Regions from separate parts of the Mus musculus genome. Here regions 1, 2, 4, 5, 6 and 7 are each linked to region 3. The links are chromatin loops, found by intact Hi-C in ENCODE. Cell type or tissue: left cerebral cortex. All regions are shown on one strand. Region 1 overlaps Mtfr1 (mitochondrial fission regulator 1). Region 2 has its middle 230 kb from the start of Armc1. Region 3 has its middle 4.9 kb from the start of Bhlhe22. Region 4 has its middle 100 kb from the start of Armc1. Region 5 has its middle 4.1 kb from the start of Pde7a. Region 6 overlaps Gm30789 (predicted gene, 30789). Region 7 holds the start of Cyp7b1 (cytochrome P450, family 7, subfamily b, polypeptide 1).

Region 1 (4,000 bases), 1.2 Mb after region 3:
TGGAATTGATAGCCAGCCCGAGTGTCCTCACTGTGTGCTGCCCCTTTACCTGCTTTCACTGAAATGCCACACTGCACTGCACTGGCCTCACTCAGCACGCAGAAGGCGGCTGAGGCTTAAGTGGCTTCAGTTGCTGACTAATAGGTCTGAGGCTTTATTAACCTGCTCAGCCACATGTTCCCTAAACTGCAAAAGAAACTGGACACTAAAGTCCTTATTCCAGGCACAGGGCAGTTGTTTCTGCTTTTTAGAGTAGCTTAGGTTAGTGTCCAGCGTACTGTGCAGTCCAGGCTACTTTGAATTAGTGATCTTCATACTAGGAATTATGATTACTTCCTGTACTCATGAAGAATTCTTGCATTTTGAAGCATTCCCAGCGACTGGCATGTCCGACTTCAGGGAGCAGTGTTTCCAGTGTTCAGACTTTGACAGTGTGGGCTTGAGAGAAATGACATTAACGATTCCCCTCTCCTTTCGGCTTCTGGGATGTGGTTGGATTACATGGTTCCCATATTTCTTGTTTGATGTGCTTAGTCAAACACAGGAATTGCTGGTACTAGAAGGCAAAGCCAGGACCCTACAGAAGGGCTCAGACATTCTCGGTTTGAGCTTCCCGGTGGTTATGATTAGATTGCAATTTGGAAGATGAAATTTTTTAGGTGAAGACAAAAACAAAAGAAAACAAAACAAAACCAATCGGCAGCCTTTCCTCTTGACAGTGGTGGAGGAGCAACAGGCTCTGTAGACAGGAAAGGAGTGGGGCAGTGCTGGCATACAGCTGGGGAATAGTGACTTGTGTGATACCCTGATGAGCAGTGTGTAGGTGTCTGTCTATTCAGGTCTCCTTCACAGCCTGTGATGGCCACCTTTATGCTTTCCTTGCAGGGCAGAAGTCAGTTCCAAGCCTCCTCATGAGGATGACCCTCCTTGCTTTGAGAAGCCCCCAAGCAGGCACACTTCCTTCCCAAGCCTGTCTCAAGACAAGCCTTCTCCAGAGAGGACGCTGGCCAGCGAGGAGGCCCTGCAGAAGATCTCTGCCCTTGAGAATGAGCTTGCTGCCCTTAGAGCTCAGATTGCCAAGATTGTGACCCTGCAGGAGCAACAGAGTCCAAGTGCAGGTATGTGGCCCCTGAAGTGGCTTGTTGTGACTGGACAGTGCAAGCTGTGTCTTCTCTAGTCTTGCCTAAGACAGCACAAAACCCGATGATGTCTGTGTGACTTTAATTTGAGAAGAGTAGGGAAAAAAATCTGCTTGGCAAACTCTGAAATGCCTGCATTTGAAGTGGGCTGTTGTGAATGGCTGCTTTATGGGAAGTTTAGATTCCCCCATCTGATAACCACTCCTCTCAGACACGAGGATGTAACGTGACTTTGTGTCTGGTGAAAGGAACTGTTTCTGGGTAGGACTTGTGAGAAGCTATTTACACATGCAGGGCCTGAGGTAAACATCTGATGGTCCACTTTCCTTTCCTGCTCTAAATTGGGTATAACGGTCCTTGTATTACCAAGTCCCTGTGGCATTATGTATAGAAAGTAATAAATAAACACACAGCAGGTACCTAATGACCCTTTTCTTTCTCTTGTAGAGTAGAAACCAGTCAGGATTTCATCTAATCCTCTTGGTTTAATTTGTGTGGCACATTTTTTCCCATGGAGAAGAAACTATGGCCTTGAAATCCTAGCCTGGTAGTCTGTTGGAAAGTAGTGGTTGTTTTTCCTGTTATTTCACGGTCCTGGAGAGACACGTAGGTGCCCAGTGTCTGAATCCTGTTGCTTATGGTGCTTTGGGCACTGGGCACTAGAAGGGGAGGGGTGATCTCAGTGATTTGCATAGACATGTGCTTTGCATAGCAGGTTCTGGCTTGTTGTCTATTAACTTGAAACTGTTTTCTTTACTTCCCTCTGCTGGTAGACTAGGGAAACTACCATAAATAGGAGATAACTCTGCAGTTTGTTTTGTTGTCTTATGGTCTGAGTACTCCGGGGAAAACTGTTGTGACGTTACGATTTCCCCAAGCTCTCATTTGTATAGTTCTGCAGTAGAGACAGCCAACTTTGATTAGGCAAAAAGGGTAAATATTAGGGATTTTATTTCTTTAACACTTACTTTTTTCTTTGAAAATTAAGTGTGATACTGTTTTGTGGGACAAGGTTTTTCTTTGTATCTGAGTGACCTGGAATTCCTTATGTAGATCAGGTTGGCCTTGAATTTGGTGATCCTGCCGCTTTGTTCTCCCAAGTGCAGGGATTATAGGCATATAAACAGCTGGCATGGTCACGTGTTCGTGATACTTGTGATAGTGCTGAACTGCCTAGTATGTATTGAGGACAGATGTGTATGAGTATAGACTGCTTTATATTTCTGCTAAGAGTGGTTATGCTGCTCTCCACAAACAAGTGTGTCTAAACGTTAAAAACATCTGTGTTCATTTGCATGGGATGAGTTTGGGTTCAGAGTCAGACCTTTCTTAGTAGCTGAATTGCATTTTCCCTCTAGACTCTTTTTAAGGACATTGCTTTTAGGGATACACAAGTCTGTCACGATGTTTTCTTGCCTCTTACCAGAAAGAGTAACTTGTTTGCTTCTTTTGTAGGTTGCTTAGATTCTTCCACATCTGTTACTGTAGCACCACCACCACCACCTCCTCCTCCTCCCCCTCCCCTTCCGTTGGTACTCCACCAAAGTACGTCTGCTCTTGATCTGATTAAAGAAAGAAGAGAGCAGAGACTCAGTGCTGGAAAGACTTTGGCTACGGGCCACCCAAAGAAGCCTGACATGCCAAATATGCTTGAGATCCTTAAAGACATGAACAGTGTGAAGCTACGGTCAGTCAAGAGGTGAGGCTCCCACGTTGAATACTAGGAGTCTCAGGTTTATAACATGAGTGCTGAACCATTTTCCCTTCGAGAAATGTCTGCAGCTCTAAGAGCTCCTCTACACAGAATAGCCAAGGGCAGGGAATGGCTCCTCAATTCCACCAAGTGTCATCCTCTTGTGTGGACTCATTTGTTTTTTTGGTTTTTTATTCCCCAGACAGTTTTTTTTTTTTTTTTTTTTTTCTTTTTCCTGTATAGCCCCTGCCTTTCCTGGAAACTCACTCTGTTTCCTCACAGTCAGAGATCCACCTACCTCTGCTTCCAGAGTGCTGGGATTCAAGGCATGGACCACTAACGCCCAACTCATTTCTTAAAAAGGTTACCTGTTTTAAGAAAAGGTTCAGTATGTGTGGGAAGGTCAGAAGACGACTTGTGATTGAATCCTTGCCTTCAGTGTGAGTCCTGGGGATTGAACTGAGGTCATCCGTCTTGGTGCCTGGCACCCTCACTTGTTGAGCTCTCTCAAGAGGATGCATGCCCCCAGGCTCTCCTGGAATCACTGGGTACTTCCGGAAGATGCAGCCCTGACTTGTCCTAAGTGGCCCTTTATCTGACTCTGCACTCTCATGTTGAGCTCTAAAGTCCAAGTGTCCCTCCTACTACTAGCAGTGGCTTAGTCACCGTTTGTTGTCCACAGAGACCCTCTGAAGGACATCCACATATTGACCTGTCCCCTTGGTTTCTGCTCCTTTCTCAAAGGTCAGAGAAAGATGTAAAACCCAGGCCAGCGGATACTGACCATGCTGCCTTCATAGCAGAGGCTCTGAAAAAGAAGTTTGCATATCGACACAATAGCCAAGGAGAAACTGAAAGAGGAATTCCAAAGCCAGAGTCAGAGGCCACCTCAGAGCCAGCCCTGGTGAGTAGTAAGTAGCATGTTAGGTGGAGATCCATATCTAAGCCATTGACTTGTGTCTCCTGCTGGATGCTGCTGGACTCTGTACCAATATGGAGATTGTAGCTAGCTGGGCGGGTAAGGATCATTGATCTTTTGTTTGAAACTGGGACTTAGGAAATCCAGCGTGGACTTAAACTAGGTGTGTAGCAGGGTTGGCTTAAATCCTGATCTTGCTACCTCTACCTCTGATGCTGGGATTAAAGTAGTTGTGCCATTGTGACCAGC
Region 2 (4,000 bases), 880 kb after region 3:
CAGAAGGCTACGTGCGCAGACCTTGCTGTGATGCAGTGCATATTTTCTGAGCCATAACTGCCTCTAAAATCAAGACTCTGAGCACTCTCTAAGTCAGAGACTGTCTACGATCTTTCTATGTACTTGTTTCCAGTCTTTAGACATCAACTTCTGCTCCACAAGACACAGAGACACAGAGCTGGTGCTTTGCACCAACAGTTTTTGTGACCTCCTGATTGGAGAGCAGCAGCCAGAGCAGCATGAATACCTTCTGTCTCTTAAGCTGGACTTGAACAGTGCATACCCCAACTCTGTTCATTTCCCAGCATATATTTGTCATCCAGGGACAAGAACGAGAAAAATGAATCCTCTCTTCACATGAAGCACAGTTTTCATTTAGCATCCTCAATCACTTGAAAGGGTGATTGATGGAGCTAGGCAGGGTTTCTCAGCTGAGGGAAGAGAATGCCTGGGAAATCCATAGAACCTGTTTCAGTCCTAGCCTGTAAACTGAGTCAATGGTGGTAACAAGCCTGATACTTGAACATGAAAGCTATTGGTTCCTACCACTGGGCAGAGGAAGGAATCTCTAAAGCCCCAAAGAGGTTTTCAGAAGAGCTCTTACACTATAGGAAATACTAAATGCTCCTTGCTTCAATGCTGGCTAAGGATCACCAAAGCCATCAGAACTAGGAGTTGAGACCATGAACAAGAGGCAAGGAGTGGGGGCTATTTAGCAGGGATTCAGTGCTTACAAAAAAAAAAAAAAAAAAAAAAAAAAAAGCCCAGAGCATTCTGGAGTGAGGGCATTCTAATTTACACATAGCATAAGAAATGGACTACAGGTGTGTCTCTCAGTTCACAGGCCCAAAGAACAAAAAATTTTCACCTTCGTAGTAAGGCTAGAGGCTTCAGCATCTTCTGAAACAAAAAATATATGCCTGTGTATAAACACACATGTAAATATGGACTTATAGCATATGTATATACACATACATACATACACACACACTATGTGTGTGTGTATGTGTGTGTGTGTGTGTGTGTACATATGTATATAGTGCCACAGTTGCTACCAGTAAGTGAGCAATTCACTGTGTATACCACAAACCTCTCTGAAACAAACCACACCCTGTTCCTTAAGGAAGAATAAATATGAAAATAGGACGTGGGAAGAAGGAAGAGGTGGAGTGGAAGGAGAGATGAAAGAGGGTAAAAGAAATCACTTGTTTCCAGCGTGCACTGCAGTAAGATATAAATATAATCAAAGGGGTTAATCTAATCCCTTTGTGAAGCATTCATTCAGAGAACGAGACAAAAACAAACCTGTGATCTGGAACTTCCTGAACCCCCACTCAGGGGGATTAATGAGGAGTACATGGCTGTGAAATTACGTGCCCTCTGAGTCAGGAAAATGGTCGTACTGGTGCATGACCTTGAAATGAGGGGACGCAAACTTCACCTGATCCACAATTATGAAGCCCAAAGGGGAGGGACTCGGGGAGAAGGGAGAGGATGCATCAGAGAGTCTGTACAAATGTTCAGAATACGAAAGCTCACAAATCCCAACCAACCCCAGCTTGAAGGGGGAATCTAAACACAACATAAAATATTCAGAGGCCTTTAAAAGGACGCTGGCATTTGTACAGCAGCAGTAGGAGGCAAGCCTGTCCCCTTTATTTACATGAAGTAGATATTTTGTGGCTGTTGTTATGGACTTAGTGATGTTTGTCTCTGCTCAATTTTCTCTTTGCAATGAAAAATTGTTGTGAGATGATTTCTAGTCTTAGCTGCTTTACATGACAGTATTATCAAGGATTCATCAAGAGGCCATCTGTCGAATTTATGAAAAAAATATGCAAAAACAAAACAGATGAAAAGGAAAGAGCAAGACAGACTGGGCCAGAGGAAGATAGATGTGGCAGCATGTGCCTCCGCGTGAAAATTACAACATTTAAATACTGGAGAATAAATTACTGTGCCGAAAAATTAGCGATGCTCTCCCACTTTAGATGCTACCCTTACCATAAGAGCACAATGAAATACATCACATACGAAATCACCCTTTCCTCGGACTATTATTATATCCTAATGAAAAATTAGGCGAGGCGAGGCACATAAACCCCAAATAGCAGGAATGAACACAAGCCAGCCTGTATTTGCTCTAGTATCAAGCCATGATACACATCTCCAAAATGCACAGTCCATATGGAAATAAGAGCTCTTCCCACCACCCATTTATTAGAAAGTCAATAAAATATATTACAGATTGTGTGAAAAACTAAAATAACATATATTAAAATGACAACAAGGCTGGCCAAGCTTACACCCAAATTAGATGGGCTGTAAAAACAATGTGTTTCAGAAATGAGGAAGGAGCAGAGAAATGTCTGAGGATACAATGACCAGAGCTGCAGATGTCGCCCCCACTAGGCAGGACAATGAGATATCTACTCTTCACTTGTTCCTGAAGGACCCAAGTGTGTCTAAGCCAGAGTTCTAGCTCAGGATGGTAAAGGAGCAGCTCTGTTTGGAATATCCTTCTAGCAGCCTACACTCAGCAGGCCACCCTCCCCCCTAAATATTAACCTCCAATTCCCTTCCTTTGTATTCTTCCCTCCCAGATCTTTGTATGTAGAGAAACTTCTCTTCTAATGCCCATAGATGTTTAACAATGCAGCTGATAATATACTACAGTAAAATGCACTAAATTCTCGATGGCACCACAGCCCCCACTCTCACATAGATCTCCAGAGAATAATGAGGTCCTATGGAACCAAGAACTAAGAGTGTGATAAGTCTGTAATGGGAAATCATCAACAGTAACAGTGTGGGCACTAATCTAAGTGCATTGGTTAGCTACTTTACCCTTTATACAAACCTGTGAGACCATTATTACTTATTACTGCTCCTCACTTTATAGGTGAAACAAGTGGGGGCACAGAGAGATGTATGTGCCCCATCCACAGTCACAAAGCTAACAAACAAATGGTGAGGCTGGGAACCTAGGCTGTTGTGTCCACAGCTCTAATCTACCAAGCAATAATTCCCATTGGAATTCCAATTCCCACTGGAAAGGCAGTCCTATCTGCATAAATGGCTGTTTGGCCAAGCTATATAAAAATAAAACCTGCTGCTATGAAACTGTTAACTATATCGGCCCTCAGACTGGTGTTTTCTTCGACCCCAACCCACACTAGTTTTCCTCTCCTTGTAGAAAAAAGGAGTACCTCCTTCAATTCCCTCTCTCTCATAAAAACAATAGACATTGATGAAGCTTCTTAAACATTTTTTGAAAGTTTTATATTTTACATATTATTTTAAAATGAAAATGCATTGGTCATATAATATAACCCAGTCCTTAAACCTAAGTAACTTCTATGTAAAATGATGCCGGTGCTGGGAGCCGGGTCATAGGCTAACCACTCACACCTGCTGCTAATAGAGTCTTTGTCTTGACAGTTCAAAATGCCATCCAGCAGTGTTGTAACCAGCTCAGACTGGCCCAGATCCTCCCAGGGGACTGTAGTACAGGAGACAGTAAGAATATGTGGCTACTACACTCCCCTCCAACAAATATTAAAATGGGTTGGCACACAAAACAGTCACTTGTCATGATTTCCCAAACACTTCTCTCCCTTTTTGCCTGTCCCTGTGATGTTAGACCAGGAGGAACCCAGTGGCCAGGCATGGTCATATACACAGATCCCTGTAAACAGGACATAAAGAGTTGCTGGGGATTGATCTCCATACAAAAGTTGGCTGGTAACTGCAAGATTCATCAGCTTACTTGTTTGTGTGAGAGTGCCTCTGTTCATTGAGCCTCAACTGGACCTGTTCTTGCCTCAGAGGCCACCTGAAGCACATACATGCATGAGATGGAGTTAGTGGCCCACGGGGCTGCTTCCCTCTCTTCACTATTCCTTATTCCACCCTTGTTGTATTTACTTCTGCCTCTATTGAGAAGTGGATTTTGCTCATGTCCAATATCCATATTTGAGTAGGCCTTCATCCAACTTCA
Region 3 (4,000 bases):
CCATTGATTAATCCTACAAGGAAGTCAGAAAAGGCGTGATTAATAGGCCCATTCTCCTCTTGAACGTAAGTAAGGCCAAGGAAATTGTCAAATATTACATATTAAGATACTAATGTGCTGTAGATATGCTATTCTGTTAATGCTATTCTTATCTTATTAAATAATTCACAGAGCAGTGCAATCAAGTCCTACAGATGTGAATTTACAAATTTCTTAAAAGAAACATACTGCCTCTATGACAGTCCTTCCCATGTGTTCTATATATACATACTCTATACCTTTGGATTCAAATACATATATTTCCTTTTCTGCCAATTGCTTTCTTTTAATTTTTTTTCATGAGCTTTGTTCTTACAAATATAGGAAGGAAGTAAAAATATAAACAATGTTTCTAAAAAAAAATCTGAATGTCTCATCCACAGCAAGAGTGGTTTTGTTCCTGCTGTTGTTGTTTTGTTTTGTTTTGACATCAAGTCAGTTTGAAGAATGTATTCCTGTATCTATAGCACCTGCGTGGGGATGCCATTCTCCCAATGGGCATTGTATAAACTTAGGGTGTTGTAAGGTGTAGTCCTTCATAGATTAGGCAAGGACATTTTCATAAGAAGATGCCGTTTGGTATTGACACTCATTTCACCATGTCTTGCAGCTGTCAGTTCCTGTTTTGTATTTGTTAGCTTGAGCCCAAGTCTTGTGACATAGCCCTGGTTCTCTTAGTCCTGCTTCAGTTCCTGGGTATCCAGCTCTCTCTCTCTCTCTCTCTCTCTCTCTCTCTCTCTCTCTCTTTCTCCCCAATACATACATACATATATATATATATATATATATGTATATATATATATAATTTTAATTTAATTTATAATACTAACTTAAATACTGTACAAATTTACCACACACACATGTGATCTCTTCCTCCCTCCATGCCCTCTCCTGAGCTTCTCACCCTGTGTTCTGACCAGACAACTGAATCCATACTTTTCAGTGAAATGTATTAATAATACAGCCAAGTTAAAATTTCTTTAATATCGCTTAACATAATTATAGGCAACAATATCCAATTGGTAGAGTAGATCAGGTGACCACATCAAAAATGTTTTAGAGTGTGTCAAACTTATCCATGCTAACTTTCAAATTTTACTGTGAACAGCTCTGTAGCTAACCATCTGTTTATCTAGTTCCTCCTATATATAATCAAATTTCTTTCAAACAGGAGCTCTTACATTGACAGAGTAAACGAGTCCAAATATTTAGCTTAATAGATCTTCACTGTAATAAATAAAATTAATCTTTCACTGTAATGACATTTGCTTTTGACTGTTTGATCTGCTATTTTTGAAGGCTATTCATAATATTTTGTACACTACAAAAAGCATATCTACTTGTATTTGTGTTTCAAGCAGCTGGCCGGTGTATGCAATCATAAATGAGAAGTGTTTTAATAGGGGTATCATCTCTGGTTCTTTTTTTTTTCAAAGTTGAAAATGAAATCTAGCACTTTGGACATGTTAATCAAGCACTTTGTTACTCCATCAGCTATCTACCCCAGCCCTATCTTTGGACTTTACCAGTTTTTGATTTATTAATAAAAAGTGAGCTTTCTTAAAAATACACTTCAAAAATGCCAACTGTTAAGAATGGCCAATCCTAGTAAGCTTTTCTGGACACGTGTTACCCTAGATGACATTTCAGGAGCAAAGCCTAGATTGGCTGTTCTGCAGGACTGTATGGTGAGGAAACTGTTGCCTAGAGAACGTGAAGGTCTCTGAGGTGATGCGGCTGGATTACCTGCTGATGTTTGTTATGAGGATGCAAACATGTCTGGAAATATCACCTCTACTCCTACTCTTTTTCCACCAGAGGTGCTAGTCAACATACCTCAAAGCAGGGGGTGGAGGGCTGCTTCTTGACGACAATAGTCACATTTTGCAACACTGTGATAAATCATCTGAATAGTAACTGAACAGCTAAATATTAACCGAAGTGTTCATTCTTGACAGTACTTAAGATTACAGCATCCTTTGCATGAAATTGTTCAGTTTTACTTACAAATTAACATGTGATTTAATTTCTATGAAGACATTTTTTATTCAATTTACTAAATAAAATGTATTATAAATCACCAGAGAACTACATCTGAGTGTATAAAATGATGTATATGTAAAACTAGAACACAAACTTCTCTTTACAAATGATTAGTTTTGGGAATCATGACTAGAAGTATTTAATGGACATAGATGTCTAGATAACGCTTTTAATCATAACCAAGCTATCATTGAAATGACTTTTGAGGCATAAAATAAAATGGGTCTCTGGTACCTGGATATTTCAGGCTTTGGTATTCAAATGCTATCATACACCACGATATTCTCGTTTTTGTCAGGAGATGGCGCTGCAGGTTTTAAATAGCAGAGCTAAGGATCCCAAAGCCCCGTTAAATCTTTAGTTTTCTTATTTCTGGACAACCCCCCAAAATATCCACCACTTTTGTTCGAACTATTTTAAACATGTTCCAGAATGTTTTCCAATGTTATGAAGATAATGTTCAGGGGAGAGACTCCTATAACAGGACAAAGAAGTCTATAGTTACCGTTCCCAGGAGAATACATCCACATTGTATGTCTAAAGAAAGAGGACAGGGAATTCTTCATGAACTCTCTCCGCTACCTTTCTATTTATTTCAGCCATGAAGCTTAGGTCGTCCTCTAGGTGTTACCAGTGATAACTAGGCACCATAATATTCTCTTATTACACAGACTGCTTAACCTTGAAAATTGGAAACGTCCCCACAACGTGCTTGAACCGGTTTGAATGGATCCTGGAAAGGCTGCTTTTGGAGGCTGAAGGTTTCTGTCCAGCATCTATTCGAACTTAAACTACTTCCAGATTAGTGAGGAACGATGCCCTTTGTTGGAATCGATTAAGAGGAACTAGGTAGGTAGGTGAAGTTTGGAGCAGACCCCAACAATTCCAGATCGGAATTTGGGGAACTGGGTTGAGACTTTGGAGGGCTGCCAGAACTGTTTCATCTCGAACCACTGCCTGGTTCCTTCTTCTTCCGGAGGGAATCTCTTCAATCCGATAGGCATTCGCAGACCCAGTCTCTCCAAGTTCTTGAGAGGAAGCAAGCAAAAGGATGCTGAGAAACTTACCCTGGGAACTGAATGAATGTGGCTCTGTGTTACTGAGATCTCAAAGGACCAGGGGGCGGCAGACGTTGTTCAGCCACCCCAAGCTACAAGAAACACTGCAGGTTAGAGGAAGTAAATGCAGCTTCAAGGTCAAGGTGCCTCATCCTCGGGCTGGAGGACCACTGCCAGGAGCCCCTTGGCCTAGAGGGACTGGGATGCCGACTTCATCGCATTGTACTTGGCAGTTCAGGAGCAGTTCCTCAGAGCTGATCCCTGGGGGCTCAGTGGTTGCTGACAGACAGGACCTTCAGAGCCAGTGGGAGGACAGGGAAAAGCACACTTTCCAAGTCTGTCACATTCTTCCCACAGCTCTTACAGATTTAATTTTTCCCCCAGAGCGGCTTCAAGTTAAAGTTTACGTTTTTTCCCCCTCTAGTTTGTTTTTATTTTTCAAAGTGTTCTGAAATAGAGAAATTGAAACACTCAGACAGCCAGAGCCAGACTTCTCCTGGCTGCTTAATTTAGACAAGTCATAAAGTTATCAGAGATGCAGAAATACCACAACGAAATTTTTAGCATCTCACTTTAAAGGTAGAGTGAGTTCTATCATGATTCTGCTTGAGCTATTTCCAAATCCGAGCATAGAATGATCTCTAATAAATATAAGTTTGACCTACACATTACTTGGGGCTGCAACTCCACCCTCTAATTCCAATGCAGTGGTGCTTGCTGACTATTTTAGCCTCTATTGAAGGCTTTCAGAGTGTTTCCTCCCATAATAATAAAATTTGTTCATCTTTATGAGAGCTCTTTGATATGTATACATTTGGTATCCAACACTTAGCCGAAAATGTACCTTTCCTGATGCCAAG
Region 4 (4,000 bases), 1.0 Mb after region 3:
AAATTATCCCTGCTGTGGAGAAGCTGAACCTCTATGTGGCTAGCCAGCGGGGCCAAGTACCAACTTCACCTGACAATGTAAGAAAGAAAGGAGAGTTCCATTAACATGTTCTTGTTTGATATTCTCTGTCTACAACGTAATCGCTTGCTTTCATTAGTTATTTCACTGGTGGTTCCACATTTTGAAAAAAAAAAGAAAAAGAAAAAGGGAGTTAGATTTTAAGTACATAACTAAATACACAAAATCGTTTCCTTCGGCGTTTTTACCATAGCAAAAACAAAAAACAAAAACCTGCCACCTATCAGCAGCACCCCTGGAGAACTCCGTGTCACCAGCAGGGAACTCTGCACTTGTGGAAGATGCCTATGGCTGAGTGAAATTTAAACAGGAACTGCAGAGCAGTATCAGTGAAGTCTCCTTTTGTTTAAAGATATGCACCTTTATCTTGGTTTTGGAATAATCTCCAGAAGGATAGCTACAAGCTTCCCAGGGGAGATTGTGGGAAAGTGTATTTCCTGTTTTGTTCACTTCTGTATAAAAAACAAAACAAAAACAAAAACAAAAAAAAAAAAAGACTTTCAACAAGCATCCTATATTTATACAAACAAAAATCCATGTTCAGAGGGGTGTGTGTGTGTGTGTGTGTGTGTGTAAGTTCCTAAGCTGGGGAACAAAGAACTCTAATGTAACAAGTAGTGGATAACGATGTCTTATTTGTTACTATAGTATCTATAGAACATACTATTGTCACTTCATAAGAAGTTCATGACCCTAAAGTTAGAAAATCCAGGTCATTAACAGAAATGCAGCCTCTTTGCTTCAGTGGGGAAAAAACAAAACCCTGCCACAGTCTATTGTTAAGTCCTCACTGGGGAAACTTGAGAGCAGACCCCACAACGTGGGGTGTGAAGTGAGTCCAGGTGAGAACTGCAGAGGGACAAGTCCTCCACAGCCCAGTCTCCTCTGGCCCTCCCACTCTCTCCTCAAGGCTGGCCCTGATACCTACAAATCACTTCTTTCCCCCTTCCTTCCCCTTTAGCGGTGCTCCTGGCCTTTCTCATCCCAGCCACTCCGGGAGGCCACTGGCACAAACCTTTCAGAGAGCCTTTCAGCACACCCGCGGAAATTCAGATCCAAGATGTCAAGGCTCAGAACTTACAGAGCTCGTTTTCAACTCTCTGGATTCCTGTACTCAGTGCTGTGGCCCAGTGCTTCTGTGCGCTGAGCGGCCTTTCTTTCCTGTTCTGTGTGGTGGGGCCAGCTGGTTGTAAATTATGGAATCTGCTGGAAGGGGAGGAGCGAGGGATGGAAGATATATAGTGCCCAGGTGTATTGCTCCTCAGCTGATCACCTGGGAAATGCTCAGTGAGATGCCCACCACCACCACCACCACCACCACCACCCCGTGGAGAGCTGCACACCGCTACACCGCCACATCTAACTGTTCTAAACACAGCCTACAAGGAAACTAACTTTAATAAAGAAAATAAAACACTCTTTGTTTCTGACAGAAATCACCGCGAGCTCTGACTGGCCACTCTGCTGAGAAAGAACTAAGTCACTAGGGTTCATTTTTATTTTTATTATTATTATTTTTATTTTTTTTCCTACTGCACTTGTAGCAATCCTGTAGAGGAGAAATTTAAATGAGCATTTCTCTGCTGCCATCTTGTGGTTTGTCTAGGAAAAGCACCAAAAGCCTGGTCGACCTCAACCTTGCCAATAAACAAGAAAGAAAAGGTCTTTTTGATTACTTAAAGTCATTTATTTGATAGAACAAAGTATAAGTTAATCTATGTAGCAAACCATTTATAATATATAACCCTACCAAGAAAAATGTTTATGCCTACCAGCGAAATGGCTCAGTAATAGCAAGCATTGCTGCCAAGGCCTGAGATGGTAGGAGATGGACTCACACAAGTTGTTCTCTGACCTCCCAATGCACACTGTGGCATACATACACATATACGCGCACGCACATCCAGGGACATGTGCACACACATACACGTGTATGCACATACACACACACTAAAAGTAAAGAATGCATCATCTGGAGAACTAAGGACATGCTGAAAACACTGCAGTTCTGCTTTACCTCCTCACCTCTCCTTCACAGCAAATCTGGAAAGCATGCGGGTTTCCCGTGGGGAGGAACGCAGCAGAATCTTCAAGGGAAGCTCTGTGTGCTCTTCAGAATCCCATGAGTGGGACCTGAGGCTCAGCGTCCACTCATTCGCACAGTGCATATACCTTTCACTCCTCGGGCACAGCATCAAGACAAGTGGAAGAGTGGATAAACATACGCCTATGTTTATAATTCAGATGGCTCAGTAGAGGAGGAGGAGAGGAGGGACCATGCCTGCTGCCACTCTGAAACTCTACTCTGTTAGGCTCCATATGATAGATATATAGACTATTGGCTAGACCGAGAGAGGGTTGCATCACACACATGAGGGGGAAAAGACACCTAGTTTAATTAAAATTTCAGATAAACAACAATTGAATATGTTTATATGAAAAAATATCCTTGTGTTATTTATTAAAAATTTAAATTGCTAGCAAATGTCTTATACTTTATCTGAAACCCTCGCCTTTCCTTACCTATTGCCAGTAGAAAAAAATAATATCTCATCCACATGAAAATAAACAAATTGGTTGTTCTTTCTAACATAAACCTATGATACATTAGTAACTAAAATAAAATTGAATAAGAATACCTACCATATATTAGGAAAAGAATAAGGAATGATAGAATGGTATAACTGAAGGTCAGTTCGGCCATGCAGATTTCTGGTGAGTGTCTCCACAGACAACACCACACTAAACTTGAGTAGAAGAACAAGATGGAGCCCTGTTCTCCAAACAGAACAAAGAAGCAGAGTGAAGCTAAAGCCGGTGGTATAAGCAACAATAGAGAAAATGGATGTCAGGCAGCATCTGTTTCTCAGCCTTCATACAGTCTGCAAGCACTGGCTATCAGGGGGCAATAATTAGGCAAGGTATGATCCAGTTTTCTGTCTACAATAAAACACCTGAGGAAATTCACTAATACAGTGATGCTCCCAACCAAAATCAAATTGCCCAAAACAACAGCAAGACACTGCTTTGGGAGCACTTGGGAAAGCAAACTGTTTATGCCAGCATCTGGGAAGCAAGTGAAGAAAGGGTTAAAAAGGAATTCTTTCCCATTGCTCTTCCTCATGGATGGGTACCCATCACCACTCCACCCCTGGAATCCACTCTTTTAACATGACATGCAACCTTTCAGAAATCATTTTATGTTAGTAGTGGTACTGGCTGGGAATTGAACCCAGGACTTTACATGCGATAAGCACACAATTTACCACTGAGCTCCACCCCAACTCATGCACTGATAAACATCCAAACCTCTATTTGTTACCTGCAAAACAGTATGTCAAACTGAAAGCAATCAGAGGAAGCTTGTCCAAGAGTTTTGCTTTATGAAACAGAGGCCACAGCCCCAGAGCCAGTAGCCAGTGCTGGTCTACACCCCATCTAGGGTTTTTTTCTGGATGCTGCCTCCTTAGTTGAGGTCTGACCATGAAATGGACTATTTTTTTATATTCTTGGTATAGATTTATTTGCAGCTCAGTGAAGTGGCATTACTAAACGTCAGCAATGACTAAGCACACTTGAAAGTGGTTTCAGAAAATGTCATTAATGGGGTATGCACTCACTTCCTTGCTCCTTCGCCTATCCTTCTGTGGAGCACAGATCTGATATGTGGATTCCTGGAAACCATTTGGATCACGAATGTTTGTGCCACTTTCTAGGGAAAGTGGAAGATGCCATCAGATCAAGTCTTAGTGGTTAAAATTCCTTACTTCATGTGAGGGAGTGACATACGTTTATTGCTTTTGTAGAACAGGATTTTAATATTTTCAACTGTTAGCATTTAACAAACAGAATATTTTAAGATATATTTCATTGTTATGTCTCCCTTTTCATTTCTGATTTTATTAATTTGGATACTGTCTCT
Region 5 (4,000 bases), 1.3 Mb after region 3:
AAGAGAAAACTGCCAGGCTGAAAAGATAGGCAGGATTTCTTTCTATGCTGGAGTCTTCAGAAAGAAAGTGCAAATCTTCACTCTTAAACCCTTTAACAGAATAGACAAGGCCCAGCCACTTTGAAGAGGGTAATCTGCTTAACATCTAGAGATTAAGTGTTGCCAGCATCTTGACCTATGTTGGGCCAAACAACTGGATGTTACAGCCTAACCAACATGGCACAAAATGAACCACCACAGAGAGAAACTTTAAACTTAAGTAATGAAAGAAATCCCTTTACCTAAAGCAACAAAAAATAAAGAAATAGAAAAGAAAATCAAGATCCATACAAAGGATGCTTTTATACTTTTATATGCTAGTATGTTTTATACTATACTATACTATAATGTAGTGGAATACACAAGACTTGGATGTTTAACAAGAATGTCCTCTGAATATACAGACTTACAGCACTTTAACATGACCATGGAACATAACATAGTCCAGTGTATTTTAAACAAGATGATTCTAAAACTGCCCAAAGAAGATGGTTACTTAGTACAGTGCTATGAAATAGCAAAGTATGAATATGGATCAAAGAAGCAGAATCACTAAAAGTGGTGCAAAAAGGATTTATTGTAGAGATGTGTTACTATACCAGGCTTTCTGATGGAGAAGCTGGTGTGGTAAGGTTAGGAAGGAATGATTACAGGCTTATAGAAAAGCCACTAAAGTGGCAGCAGGGAGGGGACCTAGTAAAGAGGTTTATGAAAGCCTTCAGCTTCAATGTCTGGTAGTGAGTGTGAAGTCACTAGGCAGCTGCAAAGAAGTCAGAGGCTTGGACAAGTTGTGATCTATGAGAAGAAAATTGGAACCCTTGTTGTTTCCTCACTGTGTCTCACCCCAGTGACCCAGAAGATGCTCGTGCTGTTAGCTAAGGAGCTAGCCCTGGACACAGAGAATAGAGATGCTTCAGGCCTGGGGTACTACTCCTTACCATGAGGCAAGTTGACAGAACAAGACATTTGCACAATGTCTACAATGTTCTATAGACCTTCCACATATAATGACTTCATATCCACCTTTCAAATCTTGCAAGTCTTTGCTATGGGTAGCTGAAACCAGAGCCATAAAAATGGGGCATGGGGGATGGGGAAGAAGGCAACGTCTGGGAAATGCAGACCTAGTTAGCAAAATTGATTATCAGGGCAGAATCACTCCAGATCTATCCATGTCACCCTGACATCCATGATCACTTAAGCATTTCATACTTCTTCCTGGAATATGTAGCTTTCTCTTGTACAGCTCTAGCCAGATCATTCCCTATCCAAAAGAGATTATAAGGTCTTTGAGTTACATTCATTCCTACATGTGGCAAATGACAGAACCTCCCTAATATTCTGAAACTTAAAAACTAGCGTATAAGGCTACCTAGCATTAACCAGTATTGGAAGAGTGAGATAGAGAGAAGTAGAAAATAATTGATTAAGATGTACAGATCTATGTCAAAATACTCATACCTCTTGTCGTCTGTCCTTGTAACTGCATGTGCTAGTGTTCAGATGACTATCACTCATAAATGCCATCTCTCTCTCTATCATGACCATTGCATACTCAGTTTGCCTTCAGGAAATGTCTTAGCTGGTAAGGTTCCTTGCCTTATGAGTGGACCAAACCTTCCCTGAGCAATCTATTATAGGAAGTATTATAGTTTACCCACAGAGTCTGAACACCAAGTACCAAGCACAGTGCTAAAGTCTCCTGCATTTCTTCTTTGGCTGTGTAGCTATGGAGATGACATAAGCATCCCCTCCTGGCTCTGAGAGTTAACTAGGAGTCCAGAATGGTCCAGAATGGCCAAGTGGCAGCCTCAGCTTCCAATATAACTGAACTCTTACTATAAGCCCCAGGGGGAAATTCTCTTCTAGAACATTCAGAGGGAGCAACAACTCAATTTTGGATTTATACTTTTCATAACAATGAAGAATTAAACATCTGCTATTTTGGCAACCAGCTTCTAGCCATTTGTTATAGCAGATCTGGGAAACATACAGGAATGATACTCAGTTCTAATTCTGGGTCAGAACAGGTTTTAAGCTTCTTCTAGATTCATTTCTCTGTGCCAAATATAAAATTGTCCCCTACCCATGACAGAGCTGCTACACATGAACTCATAGCATCTGAGGCTGCCTGTCCAAGACCAGCACGGAATCAAGCCAATCCACATTCCTACATCTGTGTGTGTGTCTGAGGTAGGGGGCGCTCATGAGGCCCCACTGCTAGCTCATAGTTATTGGTAGATAATGGCTGCTTAAAGAAGGAGAGTCAGTTTTCTTAAGAGGTGTTGCCTCTCCTCTTAAAGGTTATCTATGCTCTGTGGCCTGGCCCTACATTCATGTGCATTTGGGCATTACTAATTGGACTCAAGTTTGTAAAGAGAAAAAAGAAAAAAGGAGTGGGAGGAAAATATGGGGGGATCTAGAAGAAGTTGGAGAGGGGACGGTGTGTGGGGTAAAAGGGCCAAAAGATTCTCACTTGACCCCAAAACTAGGGCCAAGAAACAGCTGAACTTGCCACAGAAACCCAAAAATCCCAACAATCCCACCCTGAAAAGCACCCCCCCACCCCCCCACCCCCCCCCACCCCACCCAAATACCAAATAAACTGTGACCTCTGTTCAGCTCCCTGCTGCTTTTCTCAGAGCAGAGGCAGCACCCTCCTTGGTTTTTCCCTTCCAATAGATCTCGGGTTGTGCAGTGTGACTTTGTGGCATTCCTTGGCTCCTGCTTGGCAGGATACTTCTTTGTCCAAAGCTGTAACTTTTTCACCAGAGCAGAGCTTTTCCTGGGGAAACCTGTCCCTTCCAGAGCAGAGCCATAACACTTCAGGTGGAGAAACCTTCTCTTTTCCTGCAGCCCTAGAGAACTGTAACACTTCTGTAGGAGAAGCCTTTCCCGGCAGAGCTGCAACGTTTACACAGTGGGGAGTTGATTAGATCAAATTACATTGGGACATATATGAAATTCTCAAAGAATAGGAAAAAAACCTTTAAAAATATAGGAAGATTTTAAAATGGGAAAGTTGTTTTGTTTTGTTGTTTAGGGCACTGCAGAAAACACATCTGCTTAATTAAAGGATTTGGGAGACCTGACAGAAAGGGATCACAAATTTTATTCTCTAGTTATAAATATTGAAACGACTGTGTGATATTTACATTCTCTTTCTAAAAACAGGCTCCTCTCTTGCTATCTCTGGGAGAATAGTCATGAAGAGCAGACGGCCCTTTCCTTCACTGTCCATGAATGGCCATGTAAATGTTGAAAAGAATGAATCTTAGAACAACAGATCTTTTATAGTGCACCTAAAAATGGATTACTAAGCAGTTTTTATCAACTTTTTTATTTTTAAATTATATGTACATGTGTGTGTGTGTTCATATACATGACCAAAAGTCCCTGATGACATGGGCACTGGAAAGCACGTCCTCTGACTGTTACACAGTTTTCATCACAAGTATCATTGAATTGAATGGTCACTTGTATATAAAATGGTGACATTTGGGGCTAAAGAGATGTCTCAACAGGTAAAGACACTTGCTAGCAACCCTGACGACCTAATTTCAATCCCAGGACACACATGGTAGAAGAGAGAACAACCTACTCCCACAAGTTGTCCTCTGACCTCTACATATGTACTGTGATACTTGCTCTCAAGCAGGTATGAGATTTCCTTTTAAAATTATAGCACAATTACAGCAGCAAGAGAGGGGAGAAAATACCTTCAAGTGCCTTTTCAATCCCCAGATTCTCTATACATTTGTATTTTCCATGGATATTTACCAAATAGCCACAAGTGTTTGGATATTCTCCTAGGTATCTAAAATAAGCCAGAGAGTGGTCCCTGCCTGAATGACATCACATAGTAATGGGGGCATGTGTAAGTAAGTAAGTGTGGGATTGTATAACTTGACATGGTGTTACTAGGGGCTTTATTTACTCGGCTTTTTGTCACTAGCACATG
Region 6 (4,000 bases), 590 kb after region 3:
TTTCATTGTCTTTGGAAAATATTCAGCCTTCAGAAGATTTCTCAGACAAATTACATGTTGAGCAAGATGCCAAGCACTAGCCACAGGTGGCTTCTGAGTATAAAAAATGTGACTAACTCAAAAGTAAATATGCAGGCCTAGTATGATAAGCAGAATGCTGGAATATCATGTGTTCAAATGACATGATGAAAATGTTGAGTAAATATATATATATATATATATATATATATATATTCAATTAGATTATTTTTGTGGCTTGCATTCTATTTCTACTAGTCTGTCCTGGTCTATAATTTACATACTGATTCATATCTGATTTCAGTTAGTTATTAATATGAAATGGTGTCTGATTATTTTCCTACAAAAGTGGAAGACTAGATGCAGTATTATATAGAACACTCAAAATTATATTTGGTTCTCTAGCTTTTCTGAAGTTTGTGGCCCTTTCTATGTTTTCCATTACACTTTTGGGCTAAATAGAATCCTACCAAATCAAATCCATAATGCATGTAAGTTGGGTGCAGCCTACAAATAACCCGAGTGATTGCAAATGGGGTCGTTTGTGTCTGTAGTACCAGGACATCTGTAGCATCCAGAGGTCTCATGGGGGATCTACTCCCAATCCTCCCAAGAAAAACTCACTGACAATCTAATGTGGAACAGAGATGAAAACTATGCAAACATTAGCATGCCATTATCTTTAAAGATCAGTCAAACTTTAGGAAGTGGAACTCTGAGACTTCAGTGTGATGCAAATCACTGTGCTGGGGGCAAGTTTTCTCACCTAGGTATCACCACACTAACGTTACACTGTTCTGCTTTCTTTTTCTAAACTTCATTTGAGCCTGATCCCCAGAGTTAAACCCTATCTGTCAAGAGACTTGTTATATGTAATGCTCATTTGTGTTTCATAATTATTTTGAATCAACACAATTAGTTCCACATTCTTCTGTTTTCTTCCTAAGACAACTGTAAACATTTTCATGCAATTCCAGCTTTTGGTAATAATTACCTTTTCATTTACCAAACTAAAAAAAAAAAAAAAAAAAAAAAAGTAAAATGGTCCAGAGGAAAAACCAAGAGGTTTTTCTCTTTCAATTATCTGTGATAATTCTAAAATTTAGAGTGTCTTTGGTCATACTTTTAGTGAGATTAACCTAAGAATAAGTCTGAGGGACATTTAATTTTTTAAGAACTATACTTGAATTTAAAATTTCACTTTATTGTCCAGTATTATCTGTATTGATTACACAATAAACTTAAGGAAAACACGGAGTATTTGATAGGGCAGTCTCAAACTTGCAAGTGTATTAGAATCATCCAAGTTTAATGACTGCTTCTATAAATTAAATGTACATCCCCAAAGCACACTGGTAATAGCTTATCCAATAGAACTCAGAATCTCTAGGTTTGAAGAGAGGTGGGGAGTAATGCTCTTAACCCTTAAAGATTATGGGTGACAATATGTCTCATACATTTCATTTAAGTTGGACTACAATGATTTCAATTTGATGGCCCTCCCTCACCTGAAGTTAGAAGAGTACATTGTGGTCAACCAAGGAGTAGAAGTTTAGGTGTCTTTCTAGACAGTCCACTTTTGCATTTCAATATTTCTAAGAAGGCTTTCTTCACAAATTGCTCCTAAAATAGTATTTCCTAACAGATTCTTCAGAGGCTGGCAAATTCCCTACTGGGTGGTAAAATTTGTAGACAGGAACTAAGCATGGAAAATGAATTCATTTTCTTCAGGCCACTTACCCTAAAGCACATACCACCATCTGGAGGGTGTGGACACCAAGATAAGAACTCAGAACACAGTCTCTGGGTTGTCCTCTGTCCCATAGCTGGGCCCTCCACAGAGACCATGTTCAGGTGTGTGCTGCTTCTTTCTGTCTGGATGTGTGGTTCTCCCCAGGATGACACTTGGGCAATTTTGAACAGTATGATAACAAGATGACAGGGAAGCCTCTCTGGTGTCCCAAGGTTTGAAGACGGAGGTGGTGGTTCCGGAGTCTCTATACATCAGGAGAGAGAAAAGAGTTTCCTCTTACAGGTGAGCATCAACATCTGTGACACTGAAAGCTCATCTTGTAACATTAAATCTCAGGTCAATGGTCCCTCTGGACATGTCACCCTTGGTTCTAATAGGATCCTAACAAAGAGATTTGAAAATCAAAGTATGTAAGGATAGAAGGATCAATAACAGGGCATCATTAAGAATAGTGCCCATAGTCAATAAACAGATCTGTTAAATTAGAATTACTAAAATCAATGAGTCCCACCCTTGCCACAATGGCAGTAGCAGCCTACCTCGAGGACAGAGATCATCAATGGTGGCAGTCCTATCAGAACCCTGTTTTCACAAGAGCTTGAGCATCCAGTTTAAGTCACGGTATTCTCCCCAAATTGAGATCTGATAAGAAAACAGGTATTTTTCCTATCCACACACAGCCATTGTGAGAACATTCAGCTGCTTTTTAAATCAAGTGGTAGCACTGTAAGAAAAAGGCACGAGGTAGTTAAAAATTTGAAGAATATGTCAATTGGTAAAATTAGATAAAAAGTTACGCTGTGTTCTGCCCTACATTTGGACTATCACAAGTGAGGCAAACTTTTCTAGGCACACTGCTGAGGACTGCCAATTTAACAAGCTGTTCTGTGCTGCAAGGGACATATTTATGGACATACTTTCAACGAGACGTACCTAGTGCTACCAAGCTGTGCTGTACTGAAGAGCAGAAAGAATCAGAACGATGGATTTAAAAAAAAAAAAAAAGAAAGGATTTCACACATGGGTCCTATTAAAATCAGAGCAAGTATTCTGCATTTTACAGGCAAAAATATTTAAAATAATGACAGGGTTGTTGCATGATCTAAGAAGAAAACACCCGGGAAATGTAAAAGACAAGATTGACACAGCATGTTTAGCCCAGGCTGTTGTATGACAAGGCTCTTGAAGGGAAAGAGGAAAAGCCCTGAACACTCTGAATATTCTCATTTTTAATCAGCTGGGTCAATCCAGCTCTAACCCTGTTTAAAACCTGGCGTTATTTTCTCAATGATTTTCGAACAATTAAATATGTGGCCATTTATGCCCCCTCAGCTTTCTGAAGGTCAGCAGATCACTCACTGGCTGTCATTAGTACTACTGTGTTTTATATGAGAATTCTTTGATGGTGTATGCCCTATGATGTACCTTCTATCCTGGGGAGCATGTGTGGGGAAACTACTGAGTCAGAATCCTTTTTTGTTTAAAACTAACCACCTATTTCTATTTCTGGAATTGTAGATACCACGCCAACTTAGAGCCCATCTTCTTTGTTCTGAGGGAAAAAAAATCGTTGAAAGAGAAAGAATAGAATATAAAATCATTGTTTTTGTTGATATATCAGAAATCTGAAGTATAGCTTCTTTTTATGAGGGAATCACTTTTCTTTCATGCATTAAATGTATATCCCCCACTTCTCTGGTCTCTCATAGAGACTTCAGGAAGAAAGAAAGGATTGTGACTTTTCTGTTTGATTACTACTGTCACCACGGCATTTTATCGAGTCACAGATATCTGGATGAGCTCCTTTCTGATAATCTGATATTGTTGGCTTAGCAGGCCATGGGATCTTGGCAACAGGCATAAGCCAATGAGCATGACTTCGAGCCAGAAAAAAAAAATGTTTGCAAAAGTAGTGATTGGCTGCTATGGTGGGCTGAGCCTGTACTAACCTATAACTTACATCCAAGAGAGGATGTCTTCAATAAAGAGGCCAAACCTCCTAGAAAGACTGCCACTGCAAGGAAAGAGTCCAGAGCTGAATACCCAACATGGGTATGTGAGATGTTCCAGAGGGAAAGAGGCCATAGACTGGGAAACTGACACTACTCTAGACCCACTGTTTATAAGAGTAAGGATGTAAGTTCATAAATTAAGAAAGATGTTTGCTTAGAGCTCTGAGTCTGCAAGCTTGGGCTGCCTTGGGCATGGAGAAGAGTAAGTAACTTGGGC
Region 7 (4,000 bases), 200 kb after region 3:
AGTGTGTGGAGGGTGAAAGAAGTCTTTATTAGGACATCCACTGGCTGCAGCAGATGCCAGTGTCCTGCAGCAAGGTTTTCCTGCACCCGCCATCCCTGCCGGACTCGGGTGTCCACGAGGTCGCGTGGCCGCGATCCCACGCATGCGTGGCCAGCCAGGCGCTTACCTGGTGCGCCGGGTAAGGAGGAACAGGGCCGAGAGCAGTAAGGTGGCGGCAAAGAGAAGGCCTAGGAGGGCGAGAGGCCCTGGCGAGGCGGCATCTAGGGTCGTGGCTCCCTGCATCCCGACGAGCTGGCGGCTCTGTAGGGAGCGATGGCTTCTGCACAGTGCCCTCTCTTCTAGACCAGAGGCTGTGGCCTGCCCGCTGCACAGAGCAGAATGTCACAGCGGCCCCCAAAGCTGAACTACAAAGTTAGTGGAGTCCCCTCCCCCCCGCCTCCCCCTGACCCAAGCGTTCCGCCTCGCACCGCCTCCCGCTCCGCTCCGCTCCGGTGACAGGAACCCTGCCAAGGAAGAGGGAAAGGATTAGGATTTCCCCAGATGGAGCCACAGAAGCCTGGGGGTTGGGGGGCGGGGGGGTGTTTTTGAGTCAGTCAGCAGTGAGCTCGCAGAAGAGACCCTGCCTGACTCCCTGCTCTCCCCACCCACTAGCCTTAGAAAGTGGCCCTGTGGCACAGGTCATCCTAAACAGCTGGCAGATACTGCAGTTTGTGCTCCCCATCACCTTCACCACCAGTGTCCACTGTGCTTAGATTGAGGTTGAGGGCATAATATATGCAAAGGTTCACACCAGAGGCAGAAGGCAGGGTCTTAACTGCCGACGCACAGCACAGAAAGAAGCCACAGGTAACACCAAGCTATGACACCAAGTCCACGTCCGTAGTGTACAGCACACTGTACAGGCAGAGAAGGAAGACATTCGAAAAGTATCTTCTCATGGGAGCTGCGGTAATGACTCAGCAGATACACCTGAAACATGAGGACAGGCGCCCTGCCTTAATAGAGAAAGTGAAAGTGGCTGAGGAAGAGAGAGACCTGATGCTAACTTCACAGGAGAGCCCCCATCCTACACACACCTTTTTTCCTGATTACCCATATTCAAGTTGTCTTGTAGACTTAGTTGATAAATATTTACGCATCTAATTAAATCCTACTCCAAAACCTCTATCTTATGCACTGGACAGGATACAGTTCCCACCCTCACCTATCCCCGAACAGTTACTGCTAACAACTTCAAATCTGGTCTCTGTGCCACTTACCATTTCACACAGATCTGTTTTTACCCTGTCTCAGTCTCAGAAAGAAAGTGATGAATACTCCATGTGCAATGAGAAGTGTTAACACCAAAGGCTTGCGGAAGAGACCACTGACCTGCATAAAATAAAGCAAGCTGTTTTTATTTGTTTTCATGGGCTCCTTCCTCCTAAGGTTGGGATCCAAGAGGTCAGCATTGGACATATGGAAGACAAGGTTTTTATACCCAGTGGTAGGGGGTTTCTGAATGGGAGTTACTGAGCAGAATATAACAAGATGGTCATAGCAAGATAGCTTTTGAAAGAAAGGCATGACTGCCATTTTCTGGAAGAAGCAGTGCAGAGCCATTTGTAGTTAAGGTTGCAGGTTACACATAGCCCAATTCTTAGGAAATAGACATTGAATCATAAAGAAATAAACTCAGCTGGTCTTTACTATAAGATGGCATTCTTAAGTGTAAGCCATGGATGATATGTGGTTTGTTGGATCTGTAAAAAAACAAAAAAACAAAAAAAAAAAAAATAAGGGCTGGTGAGATGGCTCAGTGGGTAAGAGCACCCGACTGCTCTTCAGAAGGTCCAGAGTTCAAATCCCAGCAACCACATGGTGGCTCACAACCACCCATAATGAGATCTGATGCCCTCTTCTGGTGCGTCTGAAGACAGCTACAGTGTACTTACATATAATAAATAAATAAATCTTTAAAAAAAGCATTTAAAAAATAAAATAAAATGTCTTCTTTTCAAAGACTATGAGATGAAGTGAACAGATATTAGTAGTAGATAAAAGAAAAGAAACTAGTTGATATGTGATTGTGGAGTAACAATGAGAGAATTTAATAATGGGTCCATATGGTTCCAATCTTTTGCTCATTCCCCAAAGCAAATGATATAGTAGGGGTTTGGTTTATGACAGATTCGGGGTTGATGTGAAAACGTAGTACAATGGAAACATACAGGAATCTCTAAGGGTGACCCTAGCAAAGATTCCTAGTAATAAAGAATATGGACCAGAACTGGCCCTCTTTCGTAACCAGATAAGGTTTCAAGTGGTGGGACTAATATATCAACTCAGCCACAAATCCTTCAACCCATGACCAGCAACCTCTACTGCCTGAAAGAAGTATTGGGTAATGGTGGCACAGAACTTATGGGAGTGGCCAACCACGATTAGTACAATTTAAGGTCCACACCACAAGAGGGAGCCTACATCCTCTGCTCTACTGCCTGGATGTTCAGGATAGCCCAGAGACCAAGGCTAGAACCAGACGTGACTAGCAAAAAAAAAAAAAAAAAAAAAAATCCTAGTGATGTCTGCTATACTCAGTGCCTAGCCCAATCATCAACAGAGAGGTTATCTCCAGCAACAACTGATGGGAGCAGATGCTTCGATTCATGCTCAAACATTAGATAAAGCTCAGGTAACTCTGAAGAAGAAAGTGGGGAAGGATAGTAGGAGCTAGAGGGGTCAAGGACACCAGGAGAACATGGTCCACAGAACCAACTAAGCAGGGTTCATAGGGGCTCACAGAGACCAAAGCTGTACACAAAGCTGTACACAAAGGCTGTACAGGTATGATTTAGGTTCTCTGCATATAGGTTATGGTTGTTAGCTTGTTGCTCTTGAAGGAGTCCTAATAGTGAGGGTGAGGGCTGTCTCTCACTCTTGCCTGCTCTTGGAACCCTTTTCCTCCTACTGGTTGTCTTGTCCAACCTTGATATGAGGGTTGTGTCTACCCTTATTCTAACTTGTTGTAGTGTTTTGTAGATATCCCAGGAAGCCTTTTCTTTTCTGAAGAGACATAGAGTAGGAGTAAATCCTGAGAGGGAGATGAGGGAGGAGGAACTAGGAAGAGTTGAGGGAGAGGAAAGGTTATGAGTTCAAGACAAACAAACTGAATTCTTGTCTTTAAATAAATCAATGATATAACAGGTAAAAGACTGATGGACAGGCAAAGGTACACAACCAATATCGAGTGTAGTTCAATTTAAACCTCTGTTTTGAATATAAAGTACAATTGTAGGTAAGATCTGAATGTATTATTTTGAAACAGCTTTTTAAAATGGTGGAACAGATGGGTCCCATTGTCTCCAAAGGAAGGGAAGCCTTGGTGAGCTTTTATTTCTTGTCTAACAGTTTGGCATTGATTGTGCACAGTTGAGGTTTGAATACTCTGGTTTATAGATTCACAATCCCGACTAACAATTCATTCTTGTGATCTGACCCAACTTTCCATGCCAAGTCCTGAGACTCGTACTCTCTGTCCCCAGCGGACACCGGAATTTCAACAGTTCGATTATTCTCCAAACCTGGATTTCTGAGAAGAGTATGCATTTCTACCTGCATGTGTTACTCAGTAACAACCACTCACTTCCATCCGGCTCCCTGGCCACCTCTGTTCACCGGTGGAACATTTTTAGGTCGAAAATATTTTCTTGAGATTGGGCTGAACTGATGCTCGGAAAAGTGTTAATTGACCAAAATAATGTACAAAGACTCTGAAAAGATAATTAAGTTTATTGTAGAATATCAGAGCATTGCAAGATGAGTCCACATGTCAGTGGCCTATGCAGAGAATTAAATACAGTGCTGTGAACAATAATCTTTAGCTACAGTGATTGAAAACAAAGGAGATGTCATGCCAAGTTCACAACATTGTATACCTATACTTTGTGTGTATGTGTGTTTCTGAGAGTTAGAGGCTTTTGTGAGCTGTTCCTGTTATGGAGCAACAATTCTCCAAGAA

The links. A loop is a pair of places that touch in the nucleus more often than their neighbours do. Peaks named below come from ENCODE experiments on the same cell type or tissue, not always from the same donor. Only the 100,000 strongest peaks of a DNase experiment are listed, where the experiment ranks them.
Region 1: it touches region 3 in a loop (8-fold over the local background); 9 of 42 quality-filtered maps call a loop at or near these places.
Region 2: a loop joins it to region 3, with 2.2 times the contacts of the local background. A loop is called at or near these places in 2 of 42 quality-filtered maps.
Region 4: a loop joins it to region 3, with 8 times the contacts of the local background. A loop is called at or near these places in 28 of 42 quality-filtered maps.
Region 5: it touches region 3 in a loop (3-fold over the local background); 2 of 42 quality-filtered maps call a loop at or near these places.
Region 6: it touches region 3 in a loop (5-fold over the local background); 2 of 42 quality-filtered maps call a loop at or near these places.
Region 7: it touches region 3 in a loop (3-fold over the local background); 6 of 42 quality-filtered maps call a loop at or near these places.

Annotation. Positions count from the first base shown.
Region 1 is chr3:19,214,586-19,218,585 of GRCm38, forward strand. It overlaps Mtfr1 (mitochondrial fission regulator 1), which reads left to right. Exons shown (of 8, transcript NM_026182.6): 5 at 886-1,118; 6 at 2,595-2,838; 7 at 3,577-3,736. Among named protein-coding and RNA genes, the nearest start is that of Mtfr1, 28 kb to the left of the region's middle. In left cerebral cortex, a CTCF peak has its summit at 1,916 (motif pointing left); DNase peaks (open chromatin) are centred at 1,259, 1,853, 2,238 and 2,690.
Region 2 is chr3:18,931,655-18,935,654 of GRCm38, forward strand. No RefSeq gene overlaps it. Among named protein-coding and RNA genes, the nearest start is that of Armc1, 230 kb to the right of the region's middle. In left cerebral cortex, no CTCF peak of the experiment used is centred here; DNase peaks (open chromatin) are centred at 1,623, 1,876 and 2,409.
Region 3 is chr3:18,047,391-18,051,390 of GRCm38, forward strand. No RefSeq gene overlaps it. Among named protein-coding and RNA genes, the nearest start is that of Bhlhe22, 4.9 kb to the right of the region's middle. In left cerebral cortex, a CTCF peak has its summit at 2,372 (motif pointing right); DNase peaks (open chromatin) are centred at 2,396 and 3,094; H3K4me3 peaks cover 769 bases; H3K27ac peaks cover 184 bases.
Region 4 is chr3:19,060,727-19,064,726 of GRCm38, forward strand. No RefSeq gene overlaps it. Among named protein-coding and RNA genes, the nearest start is that of Armc1, 100 kb to the right of the region's middle. In left cerebral cortex, CTCF peaks have their summits at 313 and 1,679 (motif pointing left); DNase peaks (open chromatin) are centred at 983, 1,257 and 1,657.
Region 5 is chr3:19,313,448-19,317,447 of GRCm38, forward strand. No RefSeq gene overlaps it. Among named protein-coding and RNA genes, the nearest start is that of Pde7a, 4.1 kb to the left of the region's middle. In left cerebral cortex, a CTCF peak has its summit at 2,233; a DNase peak (open chromatin) is centred at 2,226.
Region 6 is chr3:18,637,821-18,641,820 of GRCm38, forward strand. Gm30789 (predicted gene, 30789) reads right to left here. Exons shown (of 4, transcript NR_166210.1): 2 at 2,311-2,495; 3 at 1,759-2,015. Among named protein-coding and RNA genes, the nearest start is that of Gm30789, 3.3 kb to the right of the region's middle. In left cerebral cortex, no CTCF peak of the experiment used is centred here; DNase peaks (open chromatin) are centred at 1,821, 2,630, 3,209 and 3,884; H3K27ac peaks cover 908 bases.
Region 7 is chr3:18,242,922-18,246,921 of GRCm38, forward strand. Cyp7b1 (cytochrome P450, family 7, subfamily b, polypeptide 1) reads right to left here and starts at 417. Exons shown (of 6, transcript NM_007825.4): 1 at 167-417. The coding sequence starts at 282. In left cerebral cortex, CTCF peaks have their summits at 1,835 and 2,433 (motif pointing right); DNase peaks (open chromatin) are centred at 123, 458, 840, 1,457 and 1 more place; H3K4me3 peaks cover 1,240 bases; H3K27ac peaks cover 1,183 bases.